Linked DNA regions of Homo sapiens: all the other regions are linked to region 1. A link is a loop called in an ENCODE intact Hi-C map of the cell type or tissue named here. Cell type or tissue: PC-9. All regions are shown on one strand. Links, peaks and the distances in the headings refer to the core of each region. The heading gives the core; the rest is flanking DNA. Region 1 has its middle 46 kb from the start of PCED1B. Region 2 has its middle 53 kb from the start of RPAP3. Region 3 holds the start of MIR4698 (microRNA 4698).

Evidence for each region. Hi-C counts contacts between places; a loop is a spot of excess contacts. Peaks named below come from ENCODE experiments on the same cell type or tissue, not always from the same donor. Only the 100,000 strongest peaks of a DNase experiment are listed, where the experiment ranks them.
Region 2: a loop joins it to region 1, with 7 times the contacts of the local background. A loop is called at or near these places in 19 of 110 quality-filtered maps.
Region 3: a loop joins it to region 1, with 3 times the contacts of the local background. A loop is called at or near these places in 9 of 110 quality-filtered maps.

Annotation. Positions count from the first base shown.
Region 1 is chr12:47,027,587-47,038,664 of GRCh38, forward strand. No RefSeq gene overlaps it. Among named protein-coding and RNA genes, the nearest start is that of PCED1B, 46 kb to the right of the region's middle. In PC-9, for the core only: a CTCF peak has its summit at 5,182 (motif pointing right); DNase peaks (open chromatin) are centred at 5,175, 6,405 and 6,815; H3K4me3 peaks cover 1,304 bases; H3K27ac peaks cover 3,143 bases.
Region 2 is chr12:47,647,098-47,658,175 of GRCh38, forward strand. No RefSeq gene overlaps it. Among named protein-coding and RNA genes, the nearest start is that of RPAP3, 53 kb to the right of the region's middle. In PC-9, for the core only: CTCF peaks have their summits at 4,711 (motif pointing right) and 4,912; no DNase peak of the experiment used is centred there; H3K4me3 peaks cover 273 bases.
Region 3 is chr12:47,178,975-47,190,052 of GRCh38, forward strand. All of the region lies in intron 2 of PCED1B (PC-esterase domain containing 1B), which reads left to right. It overlaps MIR4698 (microRNA 4698), which reads left to right and starts at 8,838; the gene lies at 8,838-8,917. In PC-9, for the core only: no CTCF peak of the experiment used is centred there; DNase peaks (open chromatin) are centred at 3,287 and 6,027; H3K27ac peaks cover 2,794 bases.

The sequences.
Region 1 (11,078 bases), core at 977-8,976:
GTATCTGTGCTATTCTCTTCATTTGGAGTATGGTAAAATATTCTTACAGCAGACATAATTTTAAGGAAAATGTATTTCCCTCAGCACTTGTAACTTTTTGTTTATTTATTTATTGGATGTTCTTGCTTTAATTTCTTTAAAAAGCAAAAGGTACGAAAATAGCCATAAAAACGATATCAAAGGGCACTTTATTTTTTGAAATGAACTAAGTGCTACATGTTACTCTACTTCATGAGTTATTGAGATTTAATCCTGGACGTGAAGTAGGGTGTGGAGAGTGATTGACTGTAGTAGAAGAAGCAATACACTTCATGGGTTGGCAGTGCTGGAATAAGATTATCTACAATTAAATGAGAAGTAAGATAGTCCAAACTGGAAACAGTGTGTGAGGTTAATCTGCATTCCTAGGTTAGACTCTGACAGATTATGAGGCTCCCCCACTTAATGCCCCTCACACTTCTCTCTCTCAATACTCATTTTGATATTTAATCTTTTGTGCAGCCAATCAATTGATTAGTAATTTGCTTGTGTACATTAAAGGCCAGGAGAAAGAAGTTGCACTATACCAAAACCATGTCCCACTTTAAAAGGTACCTAGATATAGATTGTCCAAAACATTTTTACTTAAAGTATGCTCAGGAAGTGTTGAGTAAGAGACAATATAATTGACCAACGTATGGGCATTCTTTGGAAGCCAAGGAGAGAAGAAAGCAGACGGTAACAAACGGATAAGAACCATAAGCTTTCCCCTACTATAGAAAGTCAGAAATACAGGGAGGCTGAGGCAGGAGAATTGCTTGAACCCTAGAAGCGGAGTTTGCAGTGAGCCGAGATCTTGCCACTGGACTCCATCCTGGGTGACAGAGTGAGACTCCATCTCAAAAAAAAAAAAAAGAAAGAAAGAAAGTCAGAAATGCAAATATTTATGAAGTAATGTAGAAGTTGCAGTTTTCAGAAAATGTTTAGTCTTAAAACCTTTTGCAAGACTGCAACCTTGTACATGTTTTGGCTGGATATTAGCTACTGGTACTTGAAATCTAGTCTCATCTTCCTTTGTATGCCCTCTGTATTTTAAAGACTAGACATCTAAAAACCACATTTTTTAAAGTCACTTGGAGCAAAGGTTTTAAATGTGATTTGGGTTCTGCTAATAATACGCAGTTGGCCCTTCATATCCATGGGTTCTGAATCTGTGGATTCAGCCGATTGCAGACCTAAAATAGGAAAAATAAAATTTCTCCAAGTCCAAAAGGCAAAACTTGAAATTGCCACATGCCATGTACTAGACTAAATCCATGTCAAGAAAGTAATGTTTAGATATTGCATTAGGTATTATAAGTAATCTAGATATGACTTGAAGTATATGAGAGGATGTGTGTTGGTTATATGTAAATATTATGACATTTTATATGAAGGGCTTGAGCATTCATGGATACTGGCATCCATGAGGAGTCCTGGAACCAATTGCCATGAATAGCAAGGGACAATTGTGTGTTCGTATATATCTAGAAAGTAGAATTGTGAGGAAGTCCAGCTTTGTAGCTATGAACGCTGACAAGCAAGTTTGCCAAAACATAAGTGCCTGTGGTAGCTGGACTCCAGGTTCTCATGTCTAGTTTTCAGCTTCATGAGTGTGAGCAGCTGTGATGGCAATAGCAAGAGCGGCAATGGTGGTTAAACCTGAAACCCATAGTTCGATGGTAGTCCCATAACCTTTCAATGATTTTGTAAGTGTTTAATTGTCTACATTAAATTCCCTCCTAATTGAAAAATCTAAATAGATTTATATTTCATGCCCTGAATGCTAATATGACATCCAAACAGCAACTTGAAGAAGCCCAATTTATTGAAAAAAAAAACAACCTATAATTCAACATCTGTGACTAATCAAGATATGACTAACTCTGCCATACCTCCAGTATTCAAGGTCAGGAGACAGAGTCCAAAACTGGCATTAAGGGTTACTGCAGGTCTATTTATGCTTTTGATACTTCCATATACATCCTGTGGTTTGAAGTGTGTGAGGCAGAAACTGCATTGAATAGGGTATGGGAGAAATCTATGTTTATGGAAAGAATGACCTCTGAATTAATGAAGGACCATTATAGGAAACTGTGTTTTTTACGGTCATTGGTATTCTCCTCTTCTCCCTTCATCATCTTATCTGCTAGATCTTCCTTTTCCAGACCTCTAAATGTTGAAGTATTCCAGGGTCCATACCTTGGATATCTCTCTGCACCTATACTCACTCTTTCAGTAATTGAATCTGGTTATATGGCTGTAAATGACATCCTTATGATGACGACTATAAGTCCTCAAAGTCCGACACATTCTACTTCACCACATGGTTAGTTTCTTCATGGATGAAGTTGGGAAGAGGATTGTAGGAAAAATCATATTAACTTCAGAAATGGGGCAGATAGCTGGGCATGGTGGTTCACACCTGTAATCCCAATACTTTGGGAGTCTGAGGCAGGTGGATTTCTTGAGCTCAGGAGTTCAAGACCAGTCTGGGCAACATGGTGAAACCTGTCTCTACAAAACATATGAGAGTTAGCTGGGTGTGGTGGCACATGCCTGTAGTGTCAGCTGCTCAGGAAGCTGAGGTAGGAGGATCACCTGAGCCTGGGAGGTCAAGGCTGCGGTAAGCATGATTGTACCACTGCTGCACTCCAGCCTGGGTGACAGAGTGAGACCCTGTCTCTAACAACAAAAAAGAAAATAAAGAAAAAAAAATGAAGCTGATAGAATAGAATGTAGTCATCAGATTAGAGGTCAGATGAGAGAGAGTCCTGCTAGTTTTACCATTATGTACTTGCATAATACATATTCAGTTAGGTTAAAACACTGAACTGAATCAACGAGAGGACGAAGTAATAGTTTGGATCTATGTCTCTGCCCAAATCTCATGTCAAATTTTAATCCCCAATTGGAGGTGGGGCCTTGTAGGAGGTAACTGGATCATGGGGACAGTTTCTCATGAATGGTTTAGCACCCTCCCCGTTGGTGCCATTCTTGTGATAGAGTTCTCATGAGATCTGGTTGTTTAAAAGTGTGTGGCACCTCCCCACTCTCTCTATTCCTCCTGTTCCAGCCATGTAAGACGTGCCTGCTTCCCCTTCACCTTCTGCCATGATTGTAAGTTTCCCAAGGCCTCACCAGAAGCAGAAGCCTGTATAGCCTGCAGAACCATGAGCCAATTAAACCTCTTTTCTTTATAAATTACTCAGTCTCAAGTATTTCTTTATAGCAGTGAGAGAACGGACTAATACACAAAAGTTATGCATGTGCAAAACTGAAGTCAGTATTTTGCTTTCTGCTTACTGTCTCTTTCATAACATTCTTTAGTATGTACAAAATACTGGGTTCAGGAGTCCATTGTATTCTGGCTGGCGGCCCCATAACGTTGAATTATGGCATCTTACCTATCTGCCAATTTTCTATGCTTGATTTTCTCTACCTTTGACCATCATTATACTTATCAAAATTGTGTCTATTCCTTCAGAGAACTGTTTTTGTTTAAATATCCTGAAGGAAAGCAATCCTAAAACATAGTCACTCTAAAGAATGAAACATTCTTAATAGTTTGATGTATCATTTCTCTCAGAATTTATATTTTTTACAGGGAACACTGCTTTGTGCTTTGATTTTGTGTAGGCATCATAATTGTGGAAGGCCTCTAAGAACCAAAACTGTCTACCTGATAGTCTGAACAGTGAGAACTGAAAACACATCTACATCTATATTAGCAAGACTTCGCAATTCCTCTGACTTCACCAACATAACTTTATTTTTTCAGGAGTCTTCTGCCCAGGCATATGGCTTGAATGTTCACTACAGGAACTTCCCAAAAGACTCATCCTCTCTTCAGTGGAAAACGTCAACCAACAGCTTGCACGTAAGATTCTTTGAATCCCTCGCCTTAGCCATCAGTCTTGGACTATTGTATCCTGATCCTTACCCAATCCTGAACCCCATTTTTAAAGACCCACCTGAAATCACACTTTCATTTTCCAATAAGTTGGGGTTTCTTCCCCCCACTCGGAAACAATCCCAAAGTTTGTGAGGTGGTGCCCACCCTTACCAAGGTAAGTAATAAACTATGGTTTGTCTTGTCAGTGGGTTATGTTGGGGTCAGTGGTTAAGCTCTTTGGGGAACCAGCTTTTGACAGCTCCAAAATCTTGCATTCAGAAGTCTGTAACTATTGAAAGGAGAAGTCTGTACCTGTGAACCAAAAACATGTGAGACAGGTCTCAATCAATTTAGAAAGTTTATTTTGCCAAGGCTAAGGACACACTTGTGACACAACCTTGGGAGGTCCAGGTGACAGGTGCCCAAGGTGGTTGGGGTACAGCTTGGTTTTATAGATTTTAGGGAGACATGAGACATCAATCAATATGTGTAAGATGTACATTGGCTCAGTCTGGAAAGGCGGGATAACTTGTATAGGGGGCTTCCAGATCATACGTAGATAGGAGACAAATGGTTGCATTCTTTTGAGTCTTTGATCAGCCTTTCACTGAATACACAATCTGCATGTGAGACTCGGGTAGAGGAATAGTTACTTAAGCCTTAGTCTGGCTCAATGAATCTGTATTTTATAGGTGAAGGAGGTATATAGCTTTTAAAAATCTTTGTAGTTATCTTACTTAGAAATAAAATGGGAGGCAGGTTTGCCTGATGAAGTTTCCAGCTTGACTTTTCTTTTTGGCTTAGTGATTGGGGTCCTGAGATTTATTTTCCTTTCACAACCTTAAAATCATCAGACACTGCATAAATGTGAAGGCCTAGGCTGATTTTTTTTTGAACTGGATATTATGAAAGATACAAAGGTTGAGGCTATAAACTTCAAAGCTGCCAGGATAGACTAAAACTTCATAACCAATCCACAAGATGCCAGCATTCCATCAGTGCTCAAAAATCCAAGAACGCACATGGGTCATTACAGTGTTCATGTTATTTGAAAGGAAATGCAAATATGGTAACATTTCATTTGGAAAAAGAAAAAGAATATATATGAACTACCACAAGTTTTCCAATATCTGTCTTTAAACTCCTAAGAGCTAATATGTAACAAATTTAAAGAGAGAATATTTGGTGAGAGAAGGTGGGGGTTTTCCTATTCAGCTTAATGGTAATTTTTAGAATTTCCTATTCAAGAAGCCACTAGATGGCCCTAAAGCCCACCTTTATCAAAACACACACACAGAGAGCTGGCAAGACGAAGAAGAAAAAAATTTAGCCATTTGCTCATAAGTTAAAACTGAAAAAAGATAATTCATACAAAGACATAAGGTCTATCCTGTGTTTACTTAAGGTTTTAAGAAAATCAAGTTTTGCTACAAAACTTGGAGCATTTTTCTTTCTGGGAACATATAAGTACATATCATAATAACCAACTTCTCTACAACATGCATGATTTTTGATGGTGCTAATATACTAGTGGTTAGATTTTCCAAGATTGATCGAATTATTAGAGCTTCTAAGCAGAAATTACATAGTAAAGAAATCCAATACATAAGAAATAGTGAACTTGAGTGAGATTACAACTCAGCTGAGTTGTTTGATCAGCATAAGAAACAGTACTACACAGCCTCTTTCACAACCATGTGCTGACATAGTGCACAGAGTGTTCCTGGCTCCCGTGGCCTCCCGTATCCTACCCTGGCACTTCCATTCCTCACTGGTTCCTGCGTTTCTGTCTGCCGCTCTGCAGGGACAAGGACTGTGGCTCTCTTGTGCAAGGTTACCTCTCCATCACCTATTGTAACTGGTCATTGGAGCATTTCTGGCATGCCAGTGCCAACTATAGTGTGCTTAAAACATATCCACCAAAGTTTTACACCGTACTTAGAAGTGTTCCATGTTATTTGTATTTAGAGCTATAAATCAGTTGATTTATTCAAATCAGAAATACAAATGAGATAAAGGGACAAAGTTCCACAATTCTGCTGATTCAAAGTAAAAATAAGGTATTAGTCCAGGTAGAGTGGAAAGCACAAATTCATCAGCAGTAACAAGTGGAAGCCAGGCGTGTCCATGAGAACAGTGGAAGTCTCCTGGGAATTAGGAGACATCTTGGAGAAGACAGTGGGTTTTTCCACAGGGCATAAAATGGGTATTCAAGCCAATCTGATTAAAATCTTCAGAGGCAAAAGACCCTAGCAGACCCAAAGTTATTATATAAGCATTTTAAAATAGAAACTGCATAGAGAAGTGGCAGCTGAAATACAAATGACAAAAAGCCTTTGGGTAAATTGGCTCAGGAGCTTTGTGATGCTAAAGAAAATGGAATCAGCCACAGGCAACAGAGAAGGCAGATGGGGAAAGACACAGTCCTGAGGAATAACCTTTGCAAGCACATCTGCGACGTGACACAGCCACTGAACATTCCCTGAATACAGCCGATAAGATCAAGAGCGAGCATTTCTTAATCAGTCATTGCTCTAGAGTCTTCAACACAAATGCCTAGATTTTTCTGGTAAAAGAAAAGCTCATTCCATGAGTGAGCAGCAAGTTAATAAGGAGAGAAAAATTATCCTGCCCTTTTCTCTGTTTTGTTTTTCCTATCACTCCTTCTCCTATTAAGGTTAATTTTATGTTTGAGAAGAGCATGTGTTTTCATTATCAGGAAAAAAATGTCTGTTTTTAAAATGTATTAGCATATTTTATTTGTTTTTGTCATAATGCACCCAGAAATAAAAGAAACCACAAAAGTCCATGTGATGACTCATGAGTTTTTATTTCTCTTGGGTATACCTGGTTTCCTTACAGGAGCGTCACCCTTCTCCTGACTGAACCAGACACCTGGGGAAATCTTTCCATAGCACTGGTTTCTGATTTGCAAGTTCACTCATCACAATTTATCAAATGAAGTGGGTTCACTCATCTAACTTCTACTGAATGCCTAGTATATGCTGTAGATATAGAAATAAATAAGCCCAAAGTCCTACCTACAAAAAAGTCATGACTACTAAAAAAGAAATAAAACTGTGATTATAAGATACTGTGGTAAATGTTGCAATTAAGGTTCACATCGTGTAAAGCTTTGGGCTGCATGCTATATTTATTTCTCAGGAATCCATTCCAAGGCAAGAAAACCCAACCAATACTCAGCTAAACAAAAAGACATTTATTTGTCTCAGACAACACAAAAGCCAGGGAGGTAGGCAGTCCAGGGCTGGGAAAATAGCTCCCTAATGTATCAGGGACCCAGGCTCGTCTGTCTTTACCACTCCTTCACCACCATCCTTGGCTTGGAGGCATTTGTCTTCATATTTGCTGCCTTGTGGTTGTAAGGTGGCTGCTACATTTTGAAACATCACATCTGTTCATGTTCCAGGCAGGGAGAAGGGGGAAGAACAAAGGGCAAAATGAGTCATGTTAGCCCATTTTTTGCTTTTTTATCAGGAAAACAAAAAATTTCCCAGAGACCCCAGCACATAGACATTGTTTTATCTTATCCGTCAGAGCTGTGTCACAAAGCCACCCTGGCCAGAAGGTGGCTAGCGAAAAGCGGGCATGGGATAGGAATTAGGCTGGCGGACCCACAGCGTGAGACACTAATGTACCCCACATGCTCCTGTTGCTATCTTCTACCCATTTGAACAACTACTGTCCTCTCTATTCTGCATGCTGGCTAGGAGAGCCTAGGCAACAAACAGTCCACAGGTATGCCTATGGTTACTGCTATTTCAACAGAGTTCACTGGAGTAAGATGATGAGGGAGGAAGTTCATCTTTTTGAGGATTTACCCCCTGTTTACATTCAGTCTTTCCATGTTGAACTAGAAATTCAAAGAGGAGGCATCATGTCTCCTTAAATATATATATCTTTCCCCTCTTTGGAGATCAGGATCTGTTTTAGACTGTGGGGAATTCAGTAGCCCCAACTCTGTTTTCAGGTGAGGTAACTGAAACCTCCCTGCTTCAGCAGTGCGATTCCCACTACCTGTTTACAAGAGAACTGAATATCCCCTCCCCTAGGGATCCTCTGCTGGAACTCCGATTACCCCATAAGTTGCTGTTAAATCAGTGAATGGCATTCATTAGGCACATATCATGTGACAAGCAGTGTATCATATTCCTCTAATTCTTCAAAAACAACTTTATGAGAGAGGTACTAACGTCATCTATTTAACCATGAGGAAGTCAAAGCACACAGAAGTTAAGTCATTTGTCCAAGGTTACATGGCTAATATGCAGTGAGGCAGGGATTCAAACCCAGGCAGTTGGCTTCTTATGGAGAACTGGGCAAGGGATCTTAGTACTAAATCAGCTAACCTCATCTAGTGGAAATGTCATTCTCAGAGTTCTTCAGGCTGCAGACACCAGGCTTCTGTAACTAGCTCTAGGTCAGTTTGGAAAGGTGCATGGTAAACACCAATAATTTAGGAATATAAGGCAGCTTAAGATTTTAATTCATTCATTCTTCAATAAATATTTATTGAACCCCTGAAACGTGCTAGGTTTCACTCCATGGCCTGGGGATTCAACTATGGGCAAGAGAGCATGGTCCCTTACCTGAAAGTTTACTGTTTCTAGGGAAGACAAGGAATTAAGTAAAATTTGATGAGTAATATACTGAGAAAAATTCAAGGTACTATACAAGTGTATTATAGAAGACATTCGTATTTTGGGGGTGGAGGTGGGGAGTTTGTCGGGGAGTGCTTTTTTTTTTTTTTTTTTTTTTTTTTAGGCAGAGTCTCACTCTGTTACCCAGGCTGGAGTGCAGTGGTGCAATCTTGGCTCACTGCAGCCTCCATCTACTGGGTTCAAGCGATTCTCTTGCCTCAGCCTCTCAAGTAGCTGGGATTACAAGTGCGCACCACCATGCCTAGTTAATTTTTGTATTTTTAGTAGAGATGGGGTTTCACCATGTTGGCCAGGCTGGTCTCGAACTCCTGACCCCAAGTCATCTGCCCGCTTCAGCCTCCCAAACTGCTGGGATTACAGGCATAAGCCACCACGCCAGGCCATCAGGGAGTACTTCTAAGAGGAAGTAACATTTGAGTTCTCTGATATGTTGCAGTTAGCCAGACAAAGATCCTGACTGGAAAGATTCTGACTGGAAAGAAGAGGTATGGGTGTTTGTGTAGTTCTAGAGCGGGGAAAACCTAGTTTGTTGAAGAACTGGAATGAATTGCAAAACCCCCTGAAGTAAAAGATACCTGAAGAGGTGGGCAGAAGTGGAGTCATGAAGAGCTCTGTGACCTTCTAAGCCAACTTAAAGTCAAGTATTTTGTTTATGGATTTAATTTTTTTTACAGTTATAATCACAATGTCCCCAGTAAAGAAACCATAATATAGCTCATGTTGTTTTTGTTCTTAATTAGCTTGTTAACTTCATGGTACATTGACCACTTAAAAATGAGATTTATTCTTCTCATTAACTTTAAAATGTTTGGAAATGAATTGCTTAATATCAGAAAACATTTCTTATGCTTTTTGAGAGAGGAAAATAGGTGAGCGTCTATTTATTATCTGGTGATGTCTATGTGCTGGAGTCTTGGTTCTCCCTATTTCATGATTCCTGATAAAAGACTTATGCCTCCGTTCTTGTAGCCCATTCAGAGACCAGGTTTAGGCGTGAGTGCCACCAAACAAATTAGAGTTTTTGCCAGAGTATGGAATTCCAAGTCTTATTTTCAGGCCCCTAGGCATCTGTGCCAATTGTGTGAGTTGCACTAACGACTAGTAAGTGAGTGGTCATTGCTCTGCTAAATCTTGGATATACAAATTTAGGGGGTCTCAACACATGAACAGGATGGGGAACAGGCAGAGAGGCAAAGCTGTGTTTGTGAGGAACCAAGAGAGGCAAGGCTTGATTCCTGAGTTGTTTGGATATATGCTGTCCAGAAAGTGGGGTGAATATAGTACCCCATCCTGAGGAGATTGGAGCTCTGTGCAGCCAAGAGAAATGGCCCCATAACAGGTAGCCAGAAGCTCAGGGCTCTCTATTCACAGCCAGAATAGAGGCTGTCACAATCCTGGGGAAATTTGTTGATTTCTTTATTCATTCATCCAATAAATATGCCATAGAGACAGGGCAGTAAAACACACAATGACAACAACAAAACAGACAGAAAACTCTGCCTTCATGAAACTTATACTCTAGTGATGCAGATAGAATCCAGTAATATGTAGTGAAAAAAAAAATTCATGACCACACTGGGTTTACTCCAAGAATGCAATTTTGTATTTTGGTCTTATGTGAAAAAATCAGTCAAAGAATGAAAGAGAATAATTACATGTCACTTCAATAGTTGCACAAAAAAAATTAGTAAAATTCAATACCCAAGCATGATTTGAAAAAACAAACACTCTTAGCAAACTCGAACTATAAGGGAATTTTCTTAACCTAATTAAGGATATTTACAAAAGAACCTTTGATGAATATCATGCTTAATAGTAAAATGTTGAAAGCTTTCTTTTTAGGATTTATAACAAGACAAGCATTGTCTTTTATTACTACTTTTATTCAATGTGCAAAATTGAAGGACACCGAAGGCCCTGGCCAGTGCAGTATGAAAGAAAAATAAATAAATGACAAAGTTATTGGAAATAAAGAAATAAAACATCATTATTCACAAATATGATTATATCTGTGGAAAACTGTGTGAAAATAAATAAAATTTAAAAGCTCTTGGAACCCTGAAAATATTTTAGGCTTTGAGAGATATGTGACTGTGATCTGAATCACATGTAGTTACAACCTCTATTCTCAGATTATAGATTAACCTGCTTTCTTGTTTTTCTTGTTCTGTGCAATGACTAGAGAGAATTAAACAATGCCAAAGACAAAACCTCCTGCCTTCTTCATTAATGACCCTTGTTATAGATTAACTTCCCCATTTTTGTCTTGATTTGCTAGATAAGATGACAGAAAACTCATGACTATTACTCCCTCTGGAAAAAAAAAAAAGAAAGAAAGAAAAAAAAAAGTTAAATGTACCCTTCCCAGAATAAACACAGCCTATAACCAATCAAATTGCTGTAACTATGCACCAACCTTATATGGAAAAATGTTGTAATCCTCCTAAAAACTCCCTGTCTCTGCCTACATAAATGAAACCTTA
Region 2 (11,078 bases), core at 1,251-9,250, 620 kb after region 1:
CATTTAACACATATTTGTCTTGTTTCCTTTTTATTAGCCTTATGACCCCACTTACAGGTTTTAAGCAATGATGGCTTTTAAAATTTCTGTTTTACCACCAATGCCCAGTATTATATTAAATATTCATTATTTGATTGATAAAAATAATTTAATTTTTATGAATTTATAATATGACCCCACTCCTACAATTCAGATTCAGTTTTTATGTTTTAATGTAGTGGACCAATGAATACATCATGAAATTCACAATGCACCACCCTATTATACATGACAGCTTCTTGGGAATAAGAGGTAAAAAATTTCACATCCAAGTACCAAAATGGAAAGCACAGAGCCATCTCATGCCTGAAAATCCTGTCTTAGACTTCTCAGAAACACAAACATTTTAAACTCAGCCCAGGCAAATTAGATCAAAGCTAATAATGTAGTCCTTTAAAAAATGACCCATTGCTCCAAGCTAAGTAAAAAGCATATCAGATCTATGAAAAGTAATTATACATGAAAATGAGATTCTTTGCTTTCCTTCTAACAAGTGTTAAAGGTAATGTAATTAAAATCAACATTGATCACTATATTTATGGAAATCTTAGTCCTGAATTCAGGTCATTTACAGTTAGTTGAGCTGACCTATTAACAAGATCTTTGAAGTTTCTCTAAGGAGCCTCATTGCCTTACACGATTTTCCTTGCTTCTGAATTTCCACCAGGCTTAGGTTCAAAATCCTCTGGTGGTTAATGCTGTCATGTGGTTGGTTGGTGAAAACTTTGTTCTGCTTCTTTGTCAAATACAAGGACAAATCAAGTGTAATGAAAAGTGAGATGGCAAACATGCAGTGTAGCTTGACTTGATAACATTTCAGATTGTAAGGGCTGATATTCACCTGAGAGACTTTATACCCAATTTGAACATTTTGACTGACTTACTCTGATTATCCAAATCAAGCATTCTCGGATGGAAAAAGTGGTAAGGTGAGTAAAAAAGGACAAAATCGAATTCCAGGTACCCACTGCAACAGACATGAGAAAACAAAATTAAAGCCAACATTTGGGGAATCAGAAGCATTCTTTTTATTCCTGTGTTTCCTGGATTTTCTTTTTCCATTGGGAAGATCCTCCCATTGTTCTAGGAAACACAGTTTGTTTTGGTTAAGCAGATCTAAGGTAAATGCTTACTCACTCTTTCAGGTCAGGGAAGTCCTGAAAGCAGGGAGTAATCCACATGCACAGGCTTCAGACTCAGATGCTGACCCAGTCTTCACCAAGTGCGTAGTGAAGCTCTGCAGAGACTGTTAGAGGATGAGAACTGGTTTTCACTTTATCTGGCTTAGGCCAACTGGTGGAGAATTCTGGGCTTAAGGAGGGGCACTTTTGCAAAGAAGTACAGCCACTGGACTCCAGGAGCAGGGGTGCCTGGTTTTAAAGTTCATTTGTGTCCCATAAGGCCCCAGTGGTATCTTCAAGTATATGGTAAAGTATTGTTAAACTGTGCCTTCTAGTATCAGCTGTGTTTGGAAGGCTAACGGAAGGGACTGCATCCATGCCTGGTGTTAAGCAGGCCTGGGGTGGAGAGGAAGCCTAGAAACGAGGCTACAACCACAGCAGGGAAGCCTGGGCAGCTGCCCACAGGAGAGCTGACAGGGAACAGTATGGCTGGATTTGTGTGTGTGTGTAAACACTCCCTAGGTAGGTGTTGCTGGGACCCAACAAAGACTGATATCTTCTAGTGACACAAGAAAGAGGCTCAGGTTATGTTTTCCAGCATCAATGGGACAGATGACCCTCTAAAGCTAGAGCCCTTGAGGATATCCTGATGGTAGTTACAGAAGTTCATTTGAATCTGGTTCTTTATTTTTGCTTCTGCCCTTCCAGCAAATTGCGGGCTTCAGATGGCTTTGCTATTTGGTTTGCGGTGGGAGTTAAAGGCACATGGTAGCTGCCTTGCAACATCCTACTGAACCCTACCCTCCATTAAGCTCAATCTATCACTGAGGTAACAATAACCAGAGCCATAAGTTATGATTACCTAGTACTGAGTCTACTCAGGAAAACCTCTATGTCAAATTTATCAGCCTGGGATCTCAGCCTCTCCAGCCCCAACTAAGGCAAAACTCTGAGCCTGTGGGAGGTAAAAAGACTATCTATACCTACTTTCTTTATGCTTCATGTCCCCGGTTAAATCATCCTTTTTCACTTCTGACTTAACCTAAACCCTATCTTGGCTTTTGCCTCCCGAGGCCTGCTTTTAGTTTCCTTCAGGATCCTCCTCTCCAAAGCATGGGACTGATAAAATAAAATCGTCTTTGTTAATGGACAAATTAGCTCATATGTTACTATTTTCAAATTATAGTAATACCTGGGCTAAGTTTAAAATGTTTGTGTCTCTAAGAAGTCTAGGACAGGATTTTCAGGCATTCTGACAAGCCAGGAGGGAAACGTATTTGGCAGGAACCCTCTGGCACTTTGAGGTTGCTGGCTAGTTCAGGGCCAGAGGTGAGGACATTATGATAAAGTCTGTAACCATGCAGAGCTTCCACTACTGCCAGACTCTATGGATAATACTGCCCCAGGTCTTGAATTGTAGGATGTTAGGGTTAAAATAAGGTTGATAGCAACTTTATTTTATTATTTTATTTTACATTTTACTTTTATTTTTTTATTTTATTTAATTTAATTTCATTTTTCATTTTGAGACAGAGTCTCGCTCTGCCACCCAGGTTAAGAGTGCAGTGGTGTGATCTCAGCTCACTGCAACCTCCACCTCCCAGGCTCAAGAGATTCTCCTTCCTCAGCCTCCCGAGTAGCTGAAACTACAGGTGCGTGTCACCACACCCAGCTAATTTTTGTGTATTTCATTGAGACGGGGTTTCACTATGTTGGCCAGGCTGCAGTGGTGTGATCTCAGCTCACTGCAACCTCTACCTCCCAGGTTCAAGAGATTCTCCTTCCTCAGCCTCCCGAGTAGATGAAACTACAGGTGCGTGTCACCACACCCAGCTAATTTTTGTATATTTAGTTGAGATGGGGTTTCACTATGTTGGCCAGGCTGGTCTCGAACTTCTGACCTCAAGTGATCCACCTGCCTCAGCCTCCCAAAGTGCTAGGCTTACAGACGTGAGCCACCACACCCAGCCAGGTAGCAACTTCAGCTGGAAAAAAACACTGCCATCTCAGTCAACTCTATTTATTGTTGGACAGAATTGTGAGTGAGTCCTTTCCTTTGGTCTTTTCACCATCCTCATAAACTAATACCTGCCCAGTGAGCAATACCTCATCACAGATAATTCAAAGATGTTTAGCACTCACAAAAGGCTTGGTACAAAGTGTAGAAAAGACATAACTGAACATGGCATAATCTTTGAGAAATCAAATCAATGACCACAAAACTATGACACTTCTTGGTGTCAACTTGGCTTTTTGCCATTGCAAGTGTGCTACTTCATCATAATTCAGGGTCTGTGTTGACTTAATAGTTAAATATAGTTTTTCTCTGATGTTACAGAAATGCATATTCAATTATCCAAGTGAGACTAAACAAAATCACTGTATTTTACCACTTAAAGAGGCCTCATAAAGTAAACATCAAAATGACTCACTGATGTTAGAAACTGAGAAGGGGAAGTAGAAGAAAAGCAGGTATCTCTGTAGGCCAGTAAAGCCGACCTGAATATTACACACAAACAGCATTGCCCACCATGTCCATGCACACACACACCCCCCTCTCTCAAGGAAGAACAGCCCTTTCTGCACATTCCTTTCTAAATGCATTTTTGTGACACCTCCTCTTCAAAATTTAGTCAATATTTAGCTTAAATCTAGGTCTCATGCACTGAAGTACTGAGGGGAGGAAAAATGCTGCCCACACACTCCCCCACAAGTCCCTAGAAAGACCTTGTGACACATTAGGAAGGGGGCTGTCCTTGATGTAGGAAGATGGGAGTTCTGACCTAGCCATAGTTAGGCACTGACTTTGAGGTATGCTCCCTGTCTGGACACTCCACCATGATTCCACAGCTTCCCTACGTGACCGTGGCCCAGGACTGTCAGGCTACAGGACAGAGTAAATCCAATGTCTCATAACAGGGCCCAAATAAGCACTGACATCCCTTCCTGTCTGCCAACTACTCAAGCCAACCACCACAGTGACTGGCACAGAGAAGGCCACCAGGACCTGTATGCTGGCTGAATGAACTTGCCGTAACAAACTGTCTGCCGTACTCCCTCCTTTCACTATATCCTCCTCCCAGGTTTCAATACTGAACAACATGATCAAAGATTACATCTTCATTTTTGCTATATGCACTAGAAGGAGACTTTTACAGATACTAAGCAGTCAAAATCTTTTTTTGTTTGAGACAGGGTCTCACTCTATTGCTCAGGCTGGAGTGCAGTGGTGCAATCTCAGCTCACTGCAACCTCTGCCTCCCAGGCTCAAGTGATTTTCGTGCCTCAGCCTTCGGAGTTGCTGGGAATACAGGCATGCACCACCATGCCCAGCTAATTTTCTGTATTTTAGTAGTGATGGGGTTTTGCCATGTTGCCCAGATTGGTCTCGAACTCCTGAGCTCAGGCAATCTGCCCGCCTTGGCCTCCCAAACTGCTAGGATTACAGGCGTGAGCCACCGCGCCTGGCCGAAAATCTTAAGAAATTAAAATTCACTTTCATTTTTATTCCTATCAGAATGCTTTCTGCCACATGCATACTGTTATTTTCTGAACATCCAGTAGGTGGTAGTAATACCGAAGAAATGCCAGCTGCCAGCCTGCCTTCTCCAGCCGCTGTGCTCTTGTGTTATCCTGACAGTGGCTCAGCAACCACTGCAGTGTACGAGGAAGAATATGAGCGTCTAAGTCAGACTAGCTTCTGCTTGACCCCCAGCTTCACAGGAAAACCTATTCTGCATGTTTCTAGGATTGAGATAATATATGCAAAACCCTTGGTAAAGTGCCTGCCACACAGTAGGATGTATATAAATATTAGCTAATATTAGTCTATTTGAACTGCCATGAACAAGGGAGTTCCACATGAGAAACAGAACATTATAACCCTATTCCTTTTTACATTCATTTGGTATTCAAAAAACATTTTGGGGAGGAACACTCTGAACACAATCCTATAAAAGGGAATTAAAATAATCCTCATTGATGATGAAAAGGTCTTTAAATGTTCAGACAAGTGCTTTCAGCCAAACTTAAGGCTTCATCTGGATACTTCATTCTCATTCTATACTGCCTGCATTCGTTCCTTTATCTAGCAAACATTTATTAACTTCATATTACGTGCTAAGTACTGTACTTTGGAGATCAACTCTTTAAAATACACTGCACATTTATAATCCCACTGATAGGCAGACCAATTCTAGTTTTCATGTCTCTTAGTTCAGGAGGCTATTTTAAGAATACCATACACTGGGTGGCTTAAACAAGAAACATTTATTTCTCACAGTTCTGGACACTGATAAGTCCATGATCAAGAAGCCAGCAGACCTGGTGTTTGGTGAGGGCCCTCTTCCTGGTTTGCAGATGGCTGTTGTCTCACTGTATCCTCACGTGGCAGAGGACAGAGACAGACAGAAAAAGAGCCAGAGAGAACGGGGGTGGGGTGGGGGAAGAAGCAGCTCTTTCCTGTTCCTTTTTAATAAGGGTAGTAATCCCAGCATGAGGGCTCCACCCTCATGGCCCAGTTACCTCCCAAAGGCCCCGTCTCCACATACCATCACAGTGGGGATTAGGATTTCAACATATGGATTTTGGGTAGGACACAACATTCAGTCTGTAGCACCACTGAATCCACACTCAATGGTTTGCAGTGCTAGGGGTTTACTCAGTAAAGTCCACATCATTACTGGATTCCATAAGAGGGGACCTGATAGAGGTTACTGGAAACAGCACAGAGTCTGAGTTATGTCATTATTGACATAACTTTGGGCATGTAATTTAACCTTTTCAGCTCTTTGTTTTCCTATCCAAGTAACAGCTGCTCTAAATATCTCACTGAACACAGTTGCAAGGGTCAAATAAGATAAACTGAAAATGTCAAGAAGGGTCAGGCATGGTGGCTCACCCCTGAAATCCCAGCACTTTGGGAGGCTGAGGCAGGCAGATCACCTGAGGTCAGAAGTTCGAGACCAGCCTGGCCAACATGGTAAAACCCCGTCTCTACTAAAAATACAAAAAATAGTTGGGCGTGGTGGTGCACACCTGTAATCCCAGCTACTCAGGAGGCTGAGACAGGAAAATTGCTTGAACCCAGGAGGCAGAGGTTGCAGTGAGCTGAGATTGTGCCACTGCACTCCAGGCCTGGCAATAGAGCAAGACTCTGTCTCAAAAAAAAAAAAAAAAAAAAAAAAAACAAGTCAAGAAAACTATACAGCTCAGAGCACTTTGTTGTGATAAAAGCTCATCTTCTATTGCTCTTACTGGGACAGAGTTCCAGAAGTATTCTAAATGGTATTGCAAATTCTGTTCTAGTACAGGATCGATGGTATGACGGAGTCATCTATTTTCGTGTATTTCCACTACTCTGGTTACAGAATGGTTTTAGTTTTCCTTTTATAATATCAAATTAATTTACAATCAAATTAATTTATAACTTTTGCCTGGTGTTCATGGACAATGCATGGCCACAACAGTCTCCAGCTTTACTCGCTTTTCATTCAGTGAACATTTAGCAAGTGCCTCCTCAGTGCTCTGCCCGGAGCCCACTGGTCTCCATCCCGAGGTGGCAGAAACTAACTGCAGCGACTCATTCCTCAAAGAGAACCAGCCAAGGATCAGAAGAACGTTTGATATATTTCAGTAACTTGTTAGTAGCGGAGAATATTTTATCATTGATGACAGTTTTATATGTTTTTTAATATTTCTTATGGCCTATGCTCAACCCTTATTAATCTGCTTGTTTCATCCTGATTTCATCGGTTTCATCCACCCAAAGGATGCCCCTAGTTTTATAAAACATTTTCCCCCACGATCAGCTTCAGGATCATCATGAATGTGTTCACTGGCTTGGGTGATCTGAAATGTCAATAAAGCAAGCTATAAGTGGTAGGTTAAAATAGACCCCAGGACTCAGGCATATCTTCCTCATTTACACTATTCTCTGAAGAGATAGTAAACCAATAGAAAGATTCTAGTGAGGCCCAAATATTTAGTTTTACCCATGTCAACTGCCTGAGTGCCTGCACTCTTTATCTTCTTTTCCTCTGACCTCTCACGTTGGTATTTCGACAGCATGAAGTTTAAATGCTGAAGTGTCACATAAAATTTAAGAATCTTTAAGAGACAAACCAAATAACAATTCTACCACTGTTCTCCATCCCAAGATCTCTCCTGAGTGAACAGGTCTGGGCTTTGATGTGCCATTCAAGAAAGGTGCCACAGCAATTCCCATCCTACTATTCTGCTATCCATCTGTATCTCTCAGAAGTTAAGATGGATCCTGTTAAGAGAAGCCATCAACCCTCCTCCACCTAAACCAGATCTGACCCATCCTTCTAGGCCTCCTCAGACCCCACCTCTTCCATGCCACCTTCCCTGTCTGTTCCCCAGACCACCACCTCCAGAATCATCAAACCCCTGATTGAGCCTTTCATCACTCACAGTCTTACTTCTTTGCAGTTATCAGCCCAGCACCAGTACTGCAAAAGCACAGTACTGATTCCATAAGCCACAAGGGAAATGTCTCCTACCTCCCATTTGACTGGCTGCTTGTGATCACAGAAGTCAAACACACTGAAGGAGGGTCTTCTACTTAGGTACACTACCCACATACCTGGATCCTGGGATAGGCATCCAGGATTGCAGATTCCAGGTGAACCCAAGGCCAAGCCCTCTGGAAGCCCCTGCAGTGTTAACCACAGCCTCCTCCAGAGCTGCATTCAGCAGGACACCAGAGCAGGGCTTCATACACACATAAACCTTGGGTCTGTTATTGTTGTTTGGTGTTTTGTCTATTATAAAATATAAATGGATATTCTAAATTTGTTTTAGTCTATTTGGGCTACAGTAACAAATTACCATAAACTGGGTAGCTTATAAATAACAAAAATTTATTTCTCACCATTCTAGAGAATGGGAAGTCAAACATCATGGCAGATTTGATGTCTAGTGAGGGTTAATAATCTTCTTGCTATAACCTCCCATGGGAGAAGGGACAAGGTAGCTCTCTGGGGCTTCTTTTTTTTTTAAATAAGGTCACTAATTCCATTCATGAGCGCTCTGACCTCATGACTTAATCATCTCCCAAAGGTCCCACCTCCTACTACCATCACACTTGGGATTAGTTTTCAACTAATGTTTAGGGAGACACAGACATTAAGACCATAGCAAAAAAATATAGTAGGTGAACAGCGTTTATTAAATAAAATTACCAAGAGGCCTTTTTTGCTTAATTCAAACTCTAATTGTAAGCATCAGCTAATGGAGGCTCCCAGATCCCTGAGGTGTTCCTACTTTAGGAGTGGTCATTTTCAGAGATGGAATGTAAGGAATTTTGTCTCCTTGCTGCTACTAGGTTAAAATTACTGCTATATAAAATTTAAAGATGTCACAAATCTTAAAAGCCTTATCGCTAGACAGGCTGCCATTAAGACTAAATTGAAGTGAAGCTATTCATCCTCATGTTTGATGGGAAATAAGTTTTAAACTTACATAAGCTCAACAAAACAATCATGTTAAAAACTTTTCAACTAAGTCTTTTTGTTGCCCCAAATTATTATTTGACAAAGTAGAATTAAACTGATTGGGATAGCCTATATCATGTGTGGCTTCATTTTTCTTCTCTTTAAGTGATTACAATGAAAAAGTCGTGAAGAGTATAATTCTCTCATGAATTAGATTTGACAGTCCTACATTAAATAACCACAGTAAGAGGAGAAACTCACTAATTCTAGCCTAATGTCATAATAATCTAGACTGATCACTCAATAAACAGCTGAGCATCTGCCATAGAGAAGGCCAATGTTAGCACTAATGACATCTAAGATGATGTCACGACCCTCCAGGAGCTTAAAATCTAGTTATGTGCACACATGAAAAATTAACAAATAAAAAACGAAGGGAAAATGTACCAGTCAACTCAAACTCTATCCCCCATGTCACCTTCCACAGTATACAGAACTGCCTACACCCCAAGGTCAAGTCAAGGTGCTCATGACTATGCTATTAATACATGGCCTTCACCTATGCTGATCCTGCCACCTGGACATCTCCTTCCCCCTGTGCACCTGGACCATCCTTCTCAAGTCTCATAGCAAATGCTGCCTCTTCCTTCCCTGTCCCACCCAGTCTGATTCAGAGCTGCCCTTTGTGCTCTTTCCAAACCTTTATTAGGGCACTCATGACACTGTGCTGTAATTGCAGATTTATTTGACTCCCCAGCTACCCTGTGTGTTACTGAAGGACAGAAGTTATGTCTGTTTTCTGATGCTTAATCCCCTACTGGGTACATTATAGACACTTAAGAAGTGTTTGAATGAATGAATGCCCAGAAGTCCTGTGGATTTTCCCACCTACATATATTTTTAAAATCCATCTTGACGGCTGGGCATGCCTATAATCCCAGCACTTTGGGAGGCCAAGACGGGGTGGATCACTTGAGGTCAGGAGTTCGAGACCAGCCTGGCCAACATTGTGAAACCCCGTTTCTACTAAAAATATAAAAATCAGCTGGGTGTGGTGGCGCATCCCTGTAATCCCAGCTACTTGGAAGGCAGAGGCTGGAGAATCGCTTGAACCCAACAGGCTGAGGCTGCAGTGAGCAAGATCGCACCATTGTACTCCAGGCTGGGTGACAGGAAGACTCTGTCTCAAAAACAAGAAATAAAAATCCATCCTGTCTTCTTTATACATCCAAAAGAATAACATAGAATGGTGGTTGGGCATGTGGCTTCTGAAATCAGACTACTTGGTACAGTAGTCTTACTGCTCCACCACCTGTTAATCAGATGTCTATGGGCAAACTATATAACCTATATATGCCTCAGTTTCCTTATCTCTAAAATGAAATCCTTGAGTGATTCTTGATCACTTTCAGAAAATTGGCCTTTTTGTCACAGCAAAGGCCTTTCATAATCTGGCTCCTACTTCTTCACCATCTCCCCACAGCCAAGCCCCAAGTACCTCCACTGCCTGCAAATCCCTAAATGTTTCCTGTTTTCATACTCCTCTGTTCCAAGCTGTTCTACCTAAACCATGCTTTCCCTGCATCTGCCTGGATTATTCTTTCTAATCCTTCATGCCTGAGACTAGATGGCTCCTCTGCAGAGATGCCTTTCTCAATCCTACCAGTTGAGCTTTGAGTCCTGCCTCTTAGACTTCTATCATTATATTTGCCACCCTTTATTATAGTTCATGTTTCTTGTCCAATTCCCCTAATAGACTGAGATACTTCAGGGTAGAGGCTGTGGCTTAGCATAGCAGCTGGCACATAATATGTGTTGCTGAATTAAGAATTAAATCCACAAATCAGAAAGCCCTTGGTCAAACAAGTTGTCCCAACATTTAACTCAGAAGATGGCCATCACAAGAAGTCTCATGAGCAGTGAGGTGTCCTGCAGGCTGTGTGCACAGGTGACATAATAAGAGCAATGCTAAAGGAAGATTTAGCTGGCAGAGGCACACAGGTGGATTATACAGGAATACAGCCAGAGAGACTCAGTAGGGGTTACTGCCATCTTCAGGACATGAGGTGACACATGGCAGACACTGCAAGGGGAAAGCCCACTGGACTTCATGAGTTAGTGACTGGATGCAGGCAAAAAGAAGTAGCGGTCAAAAATATTGCTAAGGTTGAAATTTCTGTCTGAACCAACAATGGCCACATTAAAAGAGGGGCAGTCAGGAGAGACGGCTAGAATGGGGCTGCTGGATTGCAAGGGCAATGAGCTGCTATTTACAATGTTGGGTTCTGGTCAGTAATAGCACACCAAGGAATAACAGTTAGTACAGAACCAGGGAAAAAGACTAGCACTTGGGAAAAAGGACAGCAATTAAGAAACAAATGTGGGAGTTGTTAGTAGAGGTTCTGAGTAGTCAAGCTGTCAGGGGAGAGGAGAGGGCCAAGGACTAGACTAGACACACAAA
Region 3 (11,078 bases), core at 1,240-9,239, 150 kb after region 1:
ATTGTTTACAACAGGCCCTGAGGCAATTGTCTATCATTTTTAACTTTGAAAAGTAATTACATAAATTTGTGTCTAGATTATACAAATTGCGAATTGGAGCATTACCATAATTTGCCTTAATTTGCTTTGTAAAAAGCCCAATTATCTACTGTGAGGTTGCAACCACAATTTAGAACTAGCAACTAATCTCCACCTTCCCCTTCTCTGCTTCTGATCTTCTACATCTCTGAAAGGCTCATACAAGACCTTCTGTGCCAATGTTATTTAGTTTCAATTAAGAAAACTAATATGGAGCTTAAACTACGGAGGTCTGTTCTCAAAGATGACACAAGGGAACATCAAAGCTCATCAGAACATCTGGACATACTAGCTGAGGGGGAGATTTTCATAAAGCTTTTCTATCAAATGCAAAAATTGCACCAATATAATCATTCATCCTCTCAGAGTCTGCTTCTTTCTTCTTTAAATTTGAAGCCTCAATTAATTGGAAATGTGGACCATTCTGGCGAAATAATATTTCCAGTTAATCAACTTTCCTTTTAAAATGCAGTATTTTGTCAGCATATTTCTAAATACTTTAAAAAACAACTGCTCTGGTTTAAGAGGTACAGTTTCATTGTGACACAACTAATATTATGTTGATGATTACAGACCTCACGATGCCTCTGCTTCATAATTCTGAACATCACTTCTCATTTTTCCAGTACCAAACATAGTATTTTCATTCATTTATTTATTCATCAATCCATTTAAGAAATCTTGACTGAATGCCTACCCTTTGTCAGGTACTCTTCTAGAGACTGAGGGTACAGCAGAGGCAAAACAGACCATAATCTCTTCTTCTACTGAGATTAAATTTTAGGTCAATATTATATATATATTGACATGTATATATCAATATGTCAGTGTCATATATATGTGAAATAAGACATTGGGTTGACTTATACTAGCAGTTAATTTTTTTCTTCAACTTTTATTTTAAGTTCCAGGGTACATGTGCAGGATGTGCAGGTTTGTTACATATGCAAACATGTACCATGGTGGTTTGCTACACAGATCAACCCATCACCCAGGTATTAAGCCCAGCATTCATTAGCTGTTCTTCCTGATCTTCTCTCTCCTCACACCCCCCAACAGGCCCCAGTGTGTGGTGTTCCTCACTATGTGTCTATGTGTTCTCATCGTTCACCTCCCACTTGTAAGTGAGAACATGCAGTGTTTGGTTTTCTGTTCCCGTGTTAGTTTGCTGAGGATAATGGCTTCCAGCTCCATCCATGCCCTTGCAAAGGACATGATCTCATTCCTTTTTATGACTGCATAGTATTCCATGGTGTATATGCCTGCACACCTACAACCATCTGATCTTTGGCAAACCTGACAAAAACAAGCAATGGAGAAAGGATTCCCTATTTACTAAATAGTGCTGGGAGAGCTGGCTAGCCATGTGCAGAAAATTGAAACTAGACTCCTTCCTTACACCTTATACAAAAATTAACTCAAGATGGATTAAAGACTTCAATATAAAACCCAAAACTATAAAAACCATTTGGGACATAGGCATGGGCAAAGATTTCATGACAAAAATGCCAAAAGCAAGAGCAACAAAAACAAAAATAGACAAATGGAATCTAGTTAAATAAAGAGCTTCTGCACCGCAAAAGAAACCATCATTAGAGTGAACAGACAACCTATAGAATGGGAGAACATTTTTGCAATCTACCCATCTGACAAATGTCTAATATCCAGAGTCTACAAGGAACTTAAACAAATTTATGAGAAAAAAAAATTAAAACGTGGGCAAAGGACATGAACAGACACTTCTCAGAAGAAGACATTCATGCAGCCAACAAACATCTGGGGAAAAAAGCAGTTGATTTTTTATTAACCACTGAGGTCAACTGGTTTTTTATTCTATACTTTCATGAGAAAGTATACATATACATACATACATATATGTATGTAGTGGTTCCAGGGAGTTAGGTTCTGGTTAGTGAAGGTATTTTCAACTGTATTCTCTTTTTCTTTCTTTTTTTTTTTTTGAGACAAAGTCTCACTCTGTAAGTGCAGTGGCACAATCATGGCTCACTACAGCCTCAACCTCCCGGACTCAGGTGATCCCCCACCTCAGCCTCCTGGGTAGCTGGGACTACAGGTGCTTGCTGCCACGCCTGGCTCATTATTTGTATTTTTTGTAGAGATGGGGTTTCACCATATTGCCCAGGCTGGTCTTGAACTCCTGGCCTCAAGCAATCCTCCCACCTCAGTCTCTCAAAATGCTGGCACTATACACATTAGCCACTGCGCTTGGCCTTAACAGTATTTTCTTGATACATATTTCAGTGCATTATTTTCTAATATATATTAGAAAGAATATTAGAATGAGATAGATTCTTTCATTATTTTTTTTTTTTTGAGATGGATTTTCACTCTTGTTGCCCAGGCTGGAGTGCAATGGTGCAATCTTAGCTCACTGCAACCTCCCAGGTTCAAGTGATTCTCCTGCCTCAGCCTCCCGACTAGCTGGGATTACAAGTGTGCACCACCATGCCTGGCTAATTTTCTTTTTATTTTTAGTAGAGACAGAGTTTCACCATGTTGGCCAGGCAGGTCTTGAACTCCCAACCTCAGGTGATCTGCCTGCCTTGGCCTCCCAAAGTGCTGGGATTACAGGCATGAGTGACCCCACCTGGCCGAGATAGATTCTTTCTAATATATATTAGAAAGAATACTGGCTTTCTAAATTATTTTAAATTCAGAACATTTTTCTTCTCAGTCTAATTTATCTCCTCTACTGAAAAAAAAAAAGTAAAACAATTCAACTTTTTGTCAGTACTAAACAGAGGACAACACATCATTACCAACCATCACAACCTTCTGTGATTCCAATCCTGTCAAAAGAAACATCCTGTAATTTCCTCCTTCAAAATCAGAACTAAACCCAACAAGATCAGTGCAGAAGTGCATTCTAATAATAGTCCACTCCTATTACTAATGGAAAGGCTGAAGGCTTCACAAACCTTTTCAAAGAGCACTTTGATGTAATTTTGAAGTCACAAACAGTTCTGTTTCTCTAAGCAGGCATTTTTCAGAGGACTGCGTCCAGTTAGAAATCCTAAAACTGAAGAGCACCAGTGAAACTTGAAGATGGTTCAGAAAAGAACAGCTGAAATGACTGAAAGCCTGGGAGATCCTTCTAGTGAGGGGGTGCTAGAGGAACCAAATGTATTTACCTGATTTGGTTAGATAAGAAAGAGAGAGGACCTAGAAGAATTCACTGTGAGTCACTGTAAGCAATAGACCTACAGTATTGAGAGAGCTAGAGTGATAAGAATACTACTGCCCTGGCACGGTTGCTCAGCCTGTAATCCCAGCACGTTGGGAGGCTGAGGCAGGCGGATCACAAGGTCAGGCCTTTGAGACCAGCCAAACAACATGGTGAAACACCATGTCTACTAAAAATACAAAAATTAGCTGGGCGTGGTGGCACGTGCCTGTAATCCTAGCTACTCAGGAGGCTGAGGCATGAGAATCACTTGAATCTGGGAGGTGGAGATTGCAGTGAGCCGAGATCACGCCACTGCACTCCAACCTGGGTGACAGAGCGAGACTCCATCTCAAAAAAAAAAAGAAAAAAAAAGAATACTACTATGTTGAGTGCTTTATACCTATTATCTTTTTAACAGCCTTCCAGTAACTCAGGAGGCAGATTATTAGTGCTATTACTCCCATTGCACAGTTGACGAAAACTGTGGCTTAAGTAATTTGCACAAGACCACATAGCTAGTAACAGTTGAGCTGCAACTTGAACTCAGGCTGACTCCAGAACCCTAGCTCTCACTCGCCACACCATACTGCCTTAAGAGCAGAAACATCCAACTGCCCATAAGGATACGCAAAAATGAGGACATATAAACAAACAATATTTTGAAACTCATCACCCCAGAGATTATAAATGCAAATGGAGTGTCTTACTGGGATAGACAGAGTTTAGTTCCACCCAACAGCTAAAAGCTAAATTAGAATGGCTTCAGGGGTCTCTCTTTTTTTTTTTGGCAATGATTCAAAGGATGATTTTTATTCTTTATACCATTTGGAAAACAGGTGACATAAAGAGGATTAACATCCTAATCAAATAACATATCTGATATCTTGGGAGTGTTAGCTACCCAATTAGGGAATGAACTTTTGCCAATTAGGGAAAAATAGAGTGCTACAATTCAGGTACTCACAAATTATAATAGGTAAACATTTATATCATAGTGATTATATATAGGTAAAGAGGTGGGCAGAATGTACATAGAAAACTTCTGAACTGTCTATCTCTTGCTGTCTAGGGATGGAATTTCTAAATATATTTTGCTCTAGTGCCTGATAGAAAATTACCTCAAGGAAGTAGAGACCTTTTGAGAAATCTAAGATAGCAATGTGCTAGTGTTTCCTAACATGTGCTCTGTGGGACACTTAAATAGGCAATGTATCTCAAAATATGCATGTTCAAAATAGAGTCCCACATATCAACATCATATTAAAGGCTCAGAGAAGTTTAACAATAAAGAAATCGATTTAACTTGGGTTAACCAGCACTTCCCAAATATACTAGCTACAGAACCATTTCTTTTTTTTTTAACACCTATATATCACCCATTGAACGGGTATTTTACTGAACACAGTACAGTAGACTGTTTAAAACTCACATCCTGGTAACTTTCACTACTTGAAATTACAAAGTGCTTTTGTTAATTGCATATTTTTGCTCAGCCATCTTAGAATTGTGTGCCACGTGAGGACAGGGACTCATCTGTATACAGACTTCCTGCACTCGTAAACTTTTTTTTATGTTTTAATAGACTTTGATTCCTTCAGTGTTCTGATAACTACAGAATCTCTGATCATGACTCCAAGGAAGACAAGGGCCCCCGCACCAGTTGGTGCTATGCTAGGCAGTGGGGATACTGCATGAACAGAACAGATATGGTTCCTGCTGAGGCAGAGCTGACATTTTATTGAGGAAAATAGACCATTAGGTACTTAAACCAGCAATAGAGAGAATATTTTTCTTTTTCTTCTTTTCTTTTTCTTTTTTGTAGAGAAAGGGTCTCCCTATGTTGCCTAGGCTGGTCTTGAACTCCTGGGCTAAAGCGATTCTCCCACCTTGGCCCTCCCAAAGTGCTGGGATTGCACCGCACCAGGCCAAGAATATTTTCCATTGTAAATGTATAAATTAGTAAATGAAGTTTACCTCAATCCCATGTGTGTTTTAGTTGGTGTGAGCTGTACCTTGCATGCTTACCCTCTGGCTACTTGCAAGAGGCAGGCTGGAGACAGTGGTGTGCTGGTAAACGACCAGCTGGGGAAGGGGAGGTGGTTTGATTTATAGCATTTGCAGATTTCCATGATGCAAATACTCCCGCCACATTGGATTTCAAACCATCCAGGTGATGCCAAGTAGCTTCCTGGAAATTTAACCATCTGCTCTCGGTAACTGCTGCCAGCAGCTCCAGCACACACCACTGGTTCTAGCCCTTCAAAGCAAGTTTAGCTAGCATTCTTCTCATCACAGACTTTTGAGTTTCACAAGCTAAGTAAAAGAATTTTTAAAAATTAGAGAAAGACTTTCTGAAATCTTTTTTCTTCCCTTCCTTCCTTCCTTTTTCCCTTCCCTTTTTCCTTCCTTCTTTTACCAAAGACACTAAAAAAAAAAAAAAATTACAATCTACAAATACCGTCATTTCATAAAAGAAAGGATATTTTAATTTTTTAAAAGTGGGAATAACATAATTTCAGAACAAAGATTAGTCCTTTAAATTTAATGAATCCAGATCTATGAAAATTTTATTACCTTACTTATTTTTCTAATTTTATTATGAACTAGGGAAAGTTTTGTGTATGCATTGGAATGTTTTTGGCTACAGGTGAAAGAAACCTGGCAGAGGTTAAGTAACCTGGAGTTATTTTTCTTACCTAGCAAGAGGTCTAGAGGTGAGTGGTTGCTGGCAGTAGTTCAACTGTGTAGTAATGCTGTCAGACTCCTTCTTTTTCCCTAGCTTTCCTTTCCACCAGCTTTAGCTTGTAAACTTGTTTCCTCATGTTTGTAGCCTCATAGTCACAAGATGTTGCTGCATCTCCAGGTAGATGAAAGGCAGGAGCAAAAGGCCTTTATATGGATTGAACTGTGTCCCCAAAAAAGATATGTTGATATCCTAACCCAGATACCTGCAAATGTGGCCTTATTTGGAATGCAAATGTAATTAGTTAAGATGAGGTCATATTGAACCAGGGTGGGCCCTAATCCAATAACTGATGTCCTTACAAAAAGAAAAAACAGAGACAGACACAAGAAGAGAACGCTATGTGAAGGCAGAGACACACACAGAGGGAAGACAGCCCTGTGAAGAAGGAGGCAGAAGTTGAAGTATTGAAGCTGCAAGCCGAGGAATGCCAAGTATTGCTGGTGTAGGAGAGGAAAATAATTACCTTTTCTGTACCCATCCTAGGTTCTCCAGCTAGGGAAAATTAGACTGCATATTAGAGTGGCCCGGCACGGTGGCTCACACCTGTAATCCCAGCACTTTGGAAGGCTGACGGGGGTGGATCACTTAAGGCCAGCAGTTCGAGACCAGCCTGGCCAACATGTTGAAACCCCATCTCTACTGAAAATACAAAGATTAGCTGGGCTTGGTGGCAGGCACCTGTAATCCCAACTATGCAGGAGGCTGAGGCAGCAGAACTGCTTGAACCTGGGAGGTGGAGGTTGCAGTGAGCTGAAATCGTGGTACTACTACTCCAGCTTGGGCAACAGCAGAGCTAGACTCAGTCTCAAAAAAAAAAAAAGACTGTATATTAGACTGACAAAAGACAGATTAACAAGAGAAAAACAAACAAGTTTATTGAAATATGCATTGCACATACACATAGGAGTATTCAGTAATAAGTAATTCAAAGGAGTGGTTAGAACTTGAACTTAGTCTGGTGCAGTGGCTCACACCTGTAATCCCAGCACTTTGGGAGGCCAAGGTGGGCGGATCACGAGGTCAAGAGTTTGAGACCAGCCTGACCAACATGGTGAAACCCCATCTCTACTAAAAATAACAAAATTAGCCAGATGTGGTGGCACGCCCCTGTAATCCCAGCTACTCAGGAGACTGAGGCAGGAGAACTGCTTGAACCCAGGGGGCAGGGGTTGCAGTGAGCCAAGATCGCGCCCCTGCACTCCAGCCTGGGTGACAGAGTGAGACTCCGTCTAAAAAAAAAGAAAAAAAAAAAGAACTTGAACTTACATAGAATTGAGCAAAGAACAATAATTTTGTAGAGAAGTGGCAAGACAAAGGAAAATGACTTTGAGCTTCTAGGGGCAGCAAATTGTGGGAAGGCAAATATATGGGGAAACTTATGGTAGATGAGGGCTAGTTAATACGTTTTGTTTTTGTAGATTCCTCTGGATGACATCTTGTCTCCAGTGATAAGGTGTTGTCCCTTTATGTTATCCCTTTACTGGTAGGGGGGTAGAGGGGGGCACTTTCACAAGGGGAGCTTATGTTCTGTTTTCAGGCAGATAGGAGGCGGACAGAGATCTCATCCTGGGTCTGCTTTTTCTCAGTTGCCTTCAAGTCAAAATAATCCATATGCCAGAGTGGCATATTGTGGGGTGGCATAATCCAAACCCCTTCATTGGCAAGCATCAGAAGCCAGGAAGAGACAAGAAAAGGTTTTTTCCCCTACAGCTTTCAGAAGGAGCATGGCCCTGCTGACACCTTATTTCAGTCTGAGGGCCTTCAGAATTGTGAGATACTACATTTCTGTTGTAATCTACCCAGTTTGTGATACTTCGTGATGGCAGCCCAAGGAAATTAACACAGCACAAAATCTTGTCTTTACTTAGGATATCTCCAGCTGATTTCTTTTTATATCCTATTGGCCAGAACAAGGTCAAATGCCCAAACCAAGAACAACCAATTGATAAAGGGAAGGAGATTTCCATGACTGGTTAGGCCTATCCTGGAGTCGGGGACCACTCTCCTTGGAAGCAAAGATCTCTCCTTACCACCTGAACACACTGAAAGAAGGGAAAATGGCTCTTGGGGAGGTAGTGGGTAGTGCCTATCACACTTGAAGGTGGACCACTGTGCTGCTCTGTGGACTTTAGAAATGCTGCCCTACTTAACAGTGTTTGAGATTCATCTCAAAACAGATCTTTACCTTCTCCAGAAGCACTCAGGAGTTTAGGTGAAAGATCCAGGTGGATAGCTCCAGGGTAAGAAGTTAGAAATGCTGACACTATGTGAGAGATAGTGTTCATAGGGAGAGACCATGGGATCTTACCTAAAACCAAGAAATGGGTGGTAAATGTAGTGAAAAGGAAGCACCAGGAAATTGGAAATCTCAGGGAGGAGAAAAGGCAGGTGAAATGATCTGGTACTGATGAAAATCCCCCATCTCTACATCAAGGGGATTATTAACTCAGTTTCAAAAATAGAGAACAAGAGAGAAAAAGAGAAACAGGGATGCTGTTTTAACTATAGGCAGCAGTATATAGTAAGACATATTTTTAATCTTTTATCAGTGAAAGTGTAAACAGTTAAATCCAGCACTAAATAATAAATGTGTCAATATTTTAAAATATATTTTTTCATAGCTAAAATTAGAACTAAACATGCTAATGAACTCAGCACCAAGGGCTGGAGGTGATGGAGAGAACATTTCATCTCCCAGGCAACTCCCAACTCTGCAAGTTCTAGAATTCCTAAACATTAAATTTTCTTCATTGAAGACATATTTGGGAACTATAGCTTCATCATAAGGCAGCCAAGTCTTGTGATATATGGGTTAAAGGAAAGTTATGCTTCTCCTGGGGTCTTCCTCTACATTTCCACCTAGACGGGCCTGGGTCAAAATGTAGAGGAAGACCCCAGAAGGAGCAAAACTTTCACCTGCGCCTCTTCCACCTGGGTCTGTCCTTTATCCTACCAGCTCCAAGAACAGGATTGTAATTGGTCACCTGATCTACCTGCATCTTCCTGACTGCAACAAGTTCTTTGCCCTATAGCTGCTTTATTTCCACAGTTTGTCTTACCTGGAAGCACCTCTTCCTTCTTGGAGTCCCTTCTGTTCCCCAGACATACCTCTGTCATGGCACCATAGCATTTTGTGGCTTTTAAAAATTACATGTCTTATCTCCCCTTACTAAGGACTTTGGGGACAGTGATCTTGCCTTAGTTGTCTTTGGGTTCCCAGCATCTAACACCATTGGGGTCTCTTAAATGTTGGATGAATAAATAAATTATTAAAGGCTAATCTCAGGGGGGAATAGAATATGTCATAAATTCCTCAGCTGGAACTCATAGGGATCAATGATGTCCCACACAAAAGCCCTATAGGGACAAGAATTCAGGAAGGGTGTTAGCTGCAAATCTTCCTGGCCTATGGAGAAGCATGGAATATACTGTGAGCCATATATGTCCCTGAAGCTAATCTAATCTATCTCAATGAAATTATATGCTTAGGTATTGTCATCTCAGTTTCTAATGTGTAACTTTTGCTTTCCTTGGAAATTGAAAGGATTTGAGCCATTTCTTAGGTAGTTTCAGGACGATACTGCTTCTCAGAGTTAAGGACTTCCTTTTTTCAATGTGTACCTGAACATCCAGAAGTTAAAAACAAGAGTAGCAGAGTCTTGCAGATGCAAACATAGTACAGAAGTTCTCATCCATCGCCCAAATTGAAACGTGCAATGTAAGCTGTAGCCATCCAGTTCCACTGCAGTGCTGGAGCAGAGGAGCAAGGGAGTTGGGATGAATGTGAAGAACTCAGAGGACCATTGGGAGCATATTCATTTCACTCATTCTCCGTAAAAAACAGGCATGTTGCTGGTAACCTGGACTTTTTCCAACCCTGGCTACACAGTTGCTGGATTTAGGTGCCAGACTCCTGTTGCTTCTTATTGCAAAATGCCCCCACATGGCATTTTGCCCCATTTTCATTTCTGCTTCTGATTAGGTCACTGTGAACTTTCTCTCCATGTTTACTCAAAGTACCAGAAATATGTAGGGACAGCCTCCACTTATCTCGAGATTTCCTGCTGTTCATGATTCAGCTCACTTTGCTGTTCTTTTTCATTTCCTCTATCTTACATTTTGATTGTTTTTTATCTTCTTTTTCTTCAGCTTTATTGCTTGTTTCATTGGTTCTTAGCCCAGTGTCTGAAAGTGACCCTGAGAAGTTGTCTAAGCAGAAAAGCATGCATTGTGTTTTTAGATTGTTCAAGACAGGGCCGCCATTACCCCATTGGATGCCTTTGTGCAAAGTGGAAAAATGTGTCCTTTTCTCTGAGGAGATGCAGCCCTACACTAGGGTGCATGGCTTGGTTAGCAGAAGGCAGACTGATTTCAAAATCCAGTCTATTGTGCATTCTTGTGCCGTGAATGGAGAGGTGCAGCCCTGTTTAGAGAAGAGCCTGTAATCTTGCTTAAATAAGTCACTACAGCAACTATTATCTCACAGTGAAAATGTTCCTCTTTAAAGGCCGCTAAATAAATGAATGACCTTGGACATACATTTATTTCCTCACTTTTCAGTAGTTTACAAGATCCCTGAACACCATTCAAGGCTTATATTAGTGGCTTTCTGCTACCGCTAACATCAAATCCAAAACACCATGGACTTACTTGCAAGGTCTTATTTGCACTTTCAGCATAGCACCATGGACTTATTAGCACACTTTAGTGTTATATTACCATCTCACACTTGTCTTCATTTCAGCAAACAATTAATAAACATGGACTAGGAGCCAAACTCTTGAAGCACAACTTTCGTTTATCACCAGCTTCGCATTTTCACCTCATCTAACCCTACTAACAAAATGCATATCCTTGAAACTTCCAAACAGAAGACTCTGGGGATGTTTGGCAAAACCTCAGCATAACTTCTGCTGCTCCAGGCTTGGGATCCACAGAAGAGCTGCCTCTTGGGTCAGCTCTTCCAGCCCTGCTCGGCTCCTCCCTTGGCCACTCCCAGTCCCACAGACCCTCCTCTATGCACTGTGCTCAGACACCTGCTTGAAGTGCAGAAACTACTTCAGTATC